Linked DNA regions of Homo sapiens: region 2 is linked to region 1. Evidence: read pairs that join two places in POLR2A ChIA-PET (ENCODE). Cell type or tissue: OCI-LY7. All regions are shown on one strand.

Region 1 (4,000 bases):
TGTGATTCTAGACAGGGTTCTTAACTTTTAATTTTCCATGACATTTTTTCCCTTGACATCCCAGTCCAAGCTGTTGACTTTTGCATTTACTGCTCATTTCTACCTTTAATATTCCATTTTCCTCTGTTAATATTATATGCTGTGAAACCCAGGAGAAGTCAGCATTACTATGGTCTTGGGTAGAACTGAGAGAGATAAAGACATGAATTTGAGGCTGTTGGGGGATGAGTTGCAGAGAGGCATAAATACGAGGCAGAAAATAAGTTATGAGTGAGAATACAACTTATTAATAGCTTTTGTAAACTTCTGGCAAAAAAAGATATTGAAGATAATTAGAGTTGAAAAATTATATAAGACATCACTTACGATTGGGATTCAATCACATTTTATAGAAAATTCAAATAAGAGTTGCTTAAGCATGAAAGAAGTTCAGAGGTAAGTAGCTCAGGGCTTGTATGGCAACTCCATGGTCACAGGGGGCCCAGGTTCCTTCTCACATTGTTTTCTCCCATCCTTGGTGCTGGCTTACATGCCAAATGTCTCCTCATGACCACAAGATGCTCCTGGTGTTCCCAGACCAAACTGAGGGTTGGGCTGCTATTTCTCGTGGCCCAATAACGAGAAGCAGATGAACTGGGGAGGAAGAGTTTTTATTTCTGCAACTGGTTATGGGGGGAAGGCCTGGAAATTATCACCAGACCAACTCAAAATTACAGTTTTCCAGAGCTTATATACCTTCTAAGCTATATGTCTACGTGTAAGTGTGCATTCATCTAAAGACATAAGTGATTAACTTCTTCTAATCTATAGCTAAGGTCTGAGTCCTGAAGACCTTCCTCTGGAGCCTCAGTAAATTTACTTAATCTAAATGGGTCCAGCTGCTGGGGTGATTACCCTTATTATGTCTCCTGCTTAAATCACGGAGGTTTGGGGAGTTCCTTCAGACCTCCAATAAACTTGTTTGTGGAGGTCTGGGGAGTTTCTTCAGACCCACAATAAAACTCGTTTAATCCTAAATGGGTCCTGTTAAGAATTCCTTTGTTATTTTGTTATGCTTTAAGGCCCAGGAAAAGCCTAGGCAAAACTCTTGGTGGGCTTTCGTTACATTCCAGCCTTTGTATAAGGGCACTGGCTTTTTTAACTTTTAATATTTAACTTAACCACTCAGTCAGTACTGAAACAGTTGTTATGGAGGCCTGCGTTAGTGAGAGCTGGCCTGCCACACTGGTGCTCCAGCTATTATGTCCACGTTCCAAGATGGAAGAAAGTATAATGGCAAAAGTACCTATCTCTCAGCTGAATCAGTTTGCTTTAAAGGGCTTCCTTGGCTTCCATCCACTTCTGCTTACACTTCCTTGAACACCTCCAGAAACCAAGGAGGTTGGGAAAGCTTTAGGCTGAGGACATTATCACTCCAAATAACATATTTTTAAGTCAGGAAGTGGGAAGAGTGGATATTGTGTAGGCAACTCACAGTCCCTTCCACCATAGCCGACCAGGACAGAGATAGCTGGATGATGGTTTGCTCTAGTTGAGCCTAAACAAGCTCATGGCTCCCTCTCCTTAAACTACTTTTATATTTTCTTTCTCTAAGTTCAGAGCAAAGCTTTCATATTATTTTATGAATGTTTCTTAACAAGCTCATCGTTTCTGGTGTTTTGCTGCAATTCTGCAGTAGATAGTATGGTATATTTGGTGGACAGATTCAGGGCCACCAGGCTTTGAATAGCAGTGGTGCTACTTAGAAGCTGAGAGGTTATGAACCTTATATGCAACCATAGGGAATAGTGTTGTTACTATAAATAATGATTGTACTGAACCTTATATGCAATAGTGAATAATGTTATTATAAATAATGATTGTACTGAACCTTATATGCAACATAGGGAATAATGTTATTATAAATAATGATTTTCAGACTGAGGCAGTTTTCTAAAAATTCAAGTGAAAGATCACATTACTTTACATGAGGACCACAAGGCACATTCAAAAGATACGGTTGATTCACTTTGTTAAACAATAAGAATATAAGTGTCCAAATACAGAACAAAGGAAATAATATGTCCAAGAAACATTTTTCTTTGCTTAATACTAAAAGCCTCTTGATCTGTTTCCTATATCCTAGTCACAACTGAATTTTAAGAAAGTCGAGGTCATGTTGGTAACTCCATGTCAATACTGCTTTGTGTACTAACTGCAAGATCAGGAATCGTCCCTCATTACTTCCATCTTGGCTTTCAAAAGAGCCTACTGTAATTTTTTCTTCTGAAATAGTATGAAATAACTTTTTTCCTGAAAGAAAATCTCCTTTCTATGGTTCTTTCTTCTGAAACAAGGCTTTCCTTCTCTGAGCTTCCAGCTAGAATAATTTCCTCTGACATACTCTGATCTAGGAGGATTGTAGTGTGGTCACAATGCCTCAGCTGATTTCAGTTAATTTTCTTGAGCTGAATCAAATGAATGTCTTAACAAGTTGTCCTTTAAAAGGATAGACGTGCTTTTATACAAAACTTGCATTTAAATGAAACCACTAGACTTCTTCATACAATGTAATGAAGTCTTGGTATTCCAGCGATTTGGCACCTAAATGCATAGGCACTCAGTAAATATTGGAGGGAAGGAGGATGGTGGAAAGAAAGAAAGGGGGAGCAGGGAAAATTAGGGGGGAAATTATTTTTTCTTCCTGGGGATAGGTTTCATTTTTAATTGGGAAATGTAATGTGAAATGTATTACTTTCAAACTTGAGGACCCAGAATATAACTTATGATGATTTAAGTTTTCTTCCTTTTATTTACATTTTAATGATAAAGACACTCATTGGCCAAGACCCAGAAAAAAAGTTTAAATAAAAATTTACATTTTAATGATAAAGACACTCATTGGCCAAGACCCAGAAAAAATAGTTTACCTATATTTTATACGTGTTTGTTTAAAAAAAAAAAACACAATCTTTGAAAAATCTGGAGAATTTATTTCGGGTTATAATAGTCAGAAAATGTGTGCCTTTAAGTTTTGCTTCTGAATAGACATATTCTGCTAAGCAAGCAATCTCCTCTTAGACTGCTTGCTGAGCACATATACTTTCCGTATGCTGATTTTTAAAGTGTCTGTATTTGGTTGGTGGCTTTAGTAATAAGAGACTAGCTTTTAACACAGCCAGAAGAAGCTGATGTGAACCAGCAGAAATAACACTGATCATATATAATACTTATGGAACAGTGGTTGCCCACCATTTTTGAACCCAAGATTTCCTGACATTTATCACTGTGCCAACAAAAAGAAAAACTAGGAACCTGGGGAGGACTTAGAGAGAGGAAGCATGGACAGCTGCCAGCCTGGGCAGATGGCGTCTGTTTGGTTGAGACAGATTCACCAGGAAACAAGATCAGATCCTAGTTTGAGACCCAAAACCTGGTGAGTAAGAACAAGTGTTCAGGACTTCAAGGGGCCCAGTAGGCAATTGTGGGAAAAAATCTGGAGGTCCTGAACTTGCCCAAATTACAGGGGTAGGTGAGAAAAGGTAATCCAAGGGGTAATATTTTTTTCTGCTTTTTGGTGTTATCTATATTTTCTTTAACAATTATATATATTACTTAAAGGAAAAAACTCTAGGTCTTATATATTCCTGACTAAGCTTCATCAATATGTATTTGCTTCTTTTATACAAAGTAACATTGTTTTCATTTACAGATTGCCATTAGGATACCTTAGTAATGATGTCCAGTTATGATGCAGATATTTCAAAGTTTATTGTTTATTTATTTATTATTATTTTGGAGGCAGGGTCTTACTGTGTTGCCCAGGCTTGGGTACAGTGGTGTGATCTTGGCTCACTGCAGCCTCGACCTTCCAGGCTCAAGCAGTCCTCCCATCTCAGCCTCCCAAGTAGCTGGAACTACAGGTGTGCACCACCATGCCTGTCTAATTTTTATATTTTTTGTAGAGATGGGGTCTCGCCATGTTGCCCAGGCTGGTCTTGAACACCTGGGCTCAAGAGAT
Region 2 (4,000 bases), 61 kb before region 1:
AAGCAGTACTCTCAGATACTTAGTGTAGCAATTTATTACTCAGATATATAACTTTTTACAAAGAGAATCATAGCAGAAAAGAACAAGGTAACGTGTTGTAGGGCATATGTTCTGAAGGAGCACTTGACCTTATCTTCTGACATCATGTAAAGATTTTGGCATTTAGTGTCATCATGTGCAACCATTGTTACTTTTTGCTACTGTATCATAATAATACTTAGTCGTATCAGTTTGATTAAATGCCTCCTTTGTATGGTTCCCAGCAGCATGGCTGTAGAAAGTATTCTCAAATTTATCAGGAGACCCAAGTTTTAATTCGGATTCCCTTTGTAAAAAGGCCTCCATTACTGGAGGCCAAATATAAAAACTTTTTTTTTTTTGAGACAGAGTCTCCTTCTGTCTCCTAGGCTGGAGTGCAGTGGCGCGATCTCAGTTCACTGCAACCTCCGCCTCCCAGGTTCAAGCGATTCTCCTGCCTCAGTCTCCCAAGTAGCTGGGATTACAGGCACGCATCACCATGCCTGGTTAATTTTTGGTGTTTTTAGTAGGGACAGGGTTTTGCTATGTTGGCCAAGCTGGTCTCGGACTCCTGAGCTTAGGCAATCCGCCTGCCTTGGCCTCCCAAAGTGCTGAGATTACAGGCGTGAGCCACCGTGCCTGGCCAAATATATAAAGTTTAAAAATAGCTCGCTTGTGTTCATTGCCTACCACATACTGGGTATTGTGCTAGATATTTAATATGCCAGATAGCATATGCCTCATTAGCCTATGAAGTAGAGGCTTTTATTATTATTTCCACTTACATAGATGAGAAAATTGCAGCACAGATAAATTAATTTGTCTAGCGATGGAACCAAAATCTCAGTCAGGCAGTGTGACTTCAAAGCTTGTATTGATAGAAGTTCTCCAAGTGCTTTAAATATATTAACTCATTCAGACTCACCAAGCTGTGCATTTTTAGTTTATAGAGTTGATATCAGTATTAAATAGGAATATGTATGTGTATGTATTTATATATGTATGCAGATGGTCCCTGACTTAACGATGGTTCATCTTAATGATTTTTTGACTTTATAATTATTTTTTGACTTTATAATTTTTTGACTTTATATAAACCATATTTTGGGTGCCCACACGTCTATTCTGTTTTTCACTTTCAGTACACCAGTCAACAAATTACATGAGCTATTCAACACTTTACTTTAAATAGGCTTTGTGTTAGGTGATTTTTGCCCAAATATAGGCTAATGTAAGTGTTTTGAGCATGTTTAAGGTAGGTGAGGCTAAGTAAGCTGTATTTGATAGGTTAGGCGTATTAAATGTATTTTTGACTTATGATATTTTTCAAACTATGATGGGTTTACTAGGACATAATCTCATCATCAGTTGAGGAGCATCTGTATATGTATGTGTTTAGATAGATATAATTAGATATCTATATATAATAGATTCTATGCTATGGGCATTGTAAGTTCTAAATTGCTTCAGTGGCATTATTGTACATTCTTACATAAGATTGAAGAATTTTGTGATTTTGATTAATTTATATCCTTCAAAGTGACCAGGAAGGTAGAGTTTGCATGCAGAAAATTTGCATGTATATTAATTCCATAAATAATGTTTGTAGTTAAATTTTCATTTTGTTTAAACATTTTTTACAAGATAGAGTTTACTCAGTGCTGTTATTTAGCAGCTGTGTGTATGACTTCATAATTTAGGGGGCTGTCTGTTTTGTGTTCTAAGCCACGTGGCTGCTGTGGTGACTGCTTTAGAAACTTTCAGTTCCCTTTGCTGTGAAACAGGTTTCAGTGCATCGTCCCTGTGTATAAGGTCAGGTTTCTTACATGGACTCACTCTGTTTCTGTAAATTTGTCTGAGAATTTTCAAGGCAGTGCTTTCATGGCCTCTCCTCTAATTTTGTGTGTGTGTGTTTGTGTGTGTCTGTGTGTGATGATGAAAAAGTCAAAAGCCCTAAAATTAAATCAGAGTTTAATCCATGTCCCTAAACTAGATAAGCTGCTTTAGACCTTTTCCTTATCCCTTACACGTCGCTCAGTAAATACTTGCTGATTGACTTTCAAATTCAGATTACTTTTACGCTAGCATACGGTGGGCACAAAGGGTTTTTTTGTTTATTTGTTTGTTTGAGACGGAGTCTCGCTCTGTCGCCAGGCTGGAGCGCAGTGGTGCAATCTCGGCTCACTGCAACCTCCTCTTCCTGGGTTCGAGCGATTCCTCGTGCCTTAGCCTCCCAAGTAGCTGGGACTACAGACAAGCGCCACCACGCCCAGCTGATTTTTGTATTTTTAGTAAAGACGGGGTTTCACCATGTTGGCCAGGATGCTCAAACCCCTGACCTCGCGATCCGCCCGCCTCGGCCTCCCAAAGCGCTGAGATTACAGGCGTGAGCCACCGCTCCTGGCCTGGGCACAGAGTTAAAAAAAAAATACTGGTAACAGAAAACTTGTTGGCGTGTTTCAGTTTTCAGAGTCTTCTATAAGGTCTTATACCAGCCGAGAAGCAGCAGAACCATCTGTCCGTGTACCGAGGACGGATCTCAGCAGCTCTCTGTTCAGTGGCTCCTGCCTTTGTAGTGGATTCCCTTGCTGTGCTGTAATTAAGTCAGCCGGCAGGAGTTCCTGTTTTGAGGGGGCCTCTCCCGGCTGGAGAAGTACCACTGCCTTTGTGTTACCTGCCATGTTATTGTGGAGTGGATAATTTTTTTTTCCTGCATGGGTCTTGGTTTAACAGCAGGATCCTCTGGGCTTCTTCCAAGAAGCACCACATTTCCCTGAAAATAAATGGCAGATGAATTATTTCTTGAGATTATGAAAATCTGTTAGATGAAAGCTTGCCTTTTTCTCATGTTCAAAACAATGCTAAATGCTTATAATTATACTCCCAATGAATTACTTCTTTCACTGGCTTCCTTTGCTCTGGCAAAGGTGGATTTTTTTTCCATGGCAGAGAAATTTTATAAAAAATGTAATATTTTAGAAAATGCCTAAATGTCAAGAATACAACATCTTGTTTGTTGTTGTTGTTGTTGTTTTGTTTGTTTTTTGATACGGAGTCTCGCTCTGTCGCCCAGGCTGGAGTGCAGTGGCGCAATCTCAGCTCAATGCAACCCCGCCTCCCGGGTTCAAGCAATTCGCTGCCTCAGCCTCCCGAGTAGCCTCCATTGAAGGAAGTGCCATAGTGTGGGAGGATCTTTTTATTTTCTACGCGCACCGTATTTGATTCTGTGTTTACAGGAACTGTGTCTGTAGACAAAAAGCAAAATGTTGGGGTTTAGTTTCTTCAGGTGAATAAAATGTTACTTGCATCTCCTCATTGTCACAGTGTTCGTATTACATACTTCGTGTGTGTAGTTTTGGCATTTAAGGAAACAGAGCTAAAAAAAAAACAAAGGACAATAACTGCATCAACAACATGTTATACACCAGAGGAAATGCGGCGACTTAGGTTCTGTGATGGGAAACCCGGATTTTTTTGTTGTACTTGAAATCTTCCGTAGAACGTACGTGTTTGCATGACCCAGAAAGGAAAACACATTGGAGGACTTTGTACTAGTTCCATTCTAATTCTGTAAAATTCTCACAAATTCAGGCATCTGTTAACCCTTCGAGGGCATATAAGTTCAGAGCCATGTTTTCTGTTTTGTGTCTTTCCCTTTGGCGGAGTGGTTACCTTTTCTGAGCCCTTGGCTTGCTTTCTGTGAACATAAGGCGCTCCATCTGCCGCTTTAAAGTGAAGATTTATAATTCAAACAAGACAGCGTTTCGATGTTGCACTCCTGTCTTATTAGATATCAACTTAAAGTTAAGAAAATGGAATTATTCAAGGCCTTGTTATCTAGTTTATAGCTTATTCAGAATTTATATTTCTGATTTTTTTTTGTCCTGATGACTGCCTGTGACTAATTTGTGTTTTTGTTATTAAGCTAAGATTGTATGAAAAATATGGCAAAAACAAAATTCTATATTTCTAATGCCCCATG

Evidence for each region. ChIA-PET counts read pairs that join two places held together with the same protein. Peaks named below come from ENCODE experiments on the same cell type or tissue, not always from the same donor. Only the 100,000 strongest peaks of a DNase experiment are listed, where the experiment ranks them.
Region 2: POLR2A ChIA-PET joins it to region 1 with 5 read pairs; 4 of 35 experiments call an interaction of 5 or more read pairs at or near these places.

What each region holds. Positions count from the first base shown.
Region 1 is chr12:32,198,852-32,202,851 of GRCh38, forward strand. All of the region lies in intron 1 of BICD1 (BICD cargo adaptor 1), which reads left to right. Among named protein-coding and RNA genes, the nearest start is that of BICD1-AS1, 93 kb to the left of the region's middle. In OCI-LY7, no CTCF peak of the experiment used is centred here; no DNase peak of the experiment used is centred here.
Region 2 is chr12:32,137,436-32,141,435 of GRCh38, forward strand. The region is part of intron 1 of BICD1 (BICD cargo adaptor 1); the gene reads left to right. Among named protein-coding and RNA genes, the nearest start is that of BICD1-AS1, 32 kb to the left of the region's middle. RefSeq lists an enhancer at 2,511-2,560. In OCI-LY7, CTCF peaks have their summits at 2,563 and 2,776; DNase peaks (open chromatin) are centred at 1,776, 2,296 and 2,576; H3K4me3 peaks cover 3,697 bases; H3K27ac peaks cover 4,000 bases.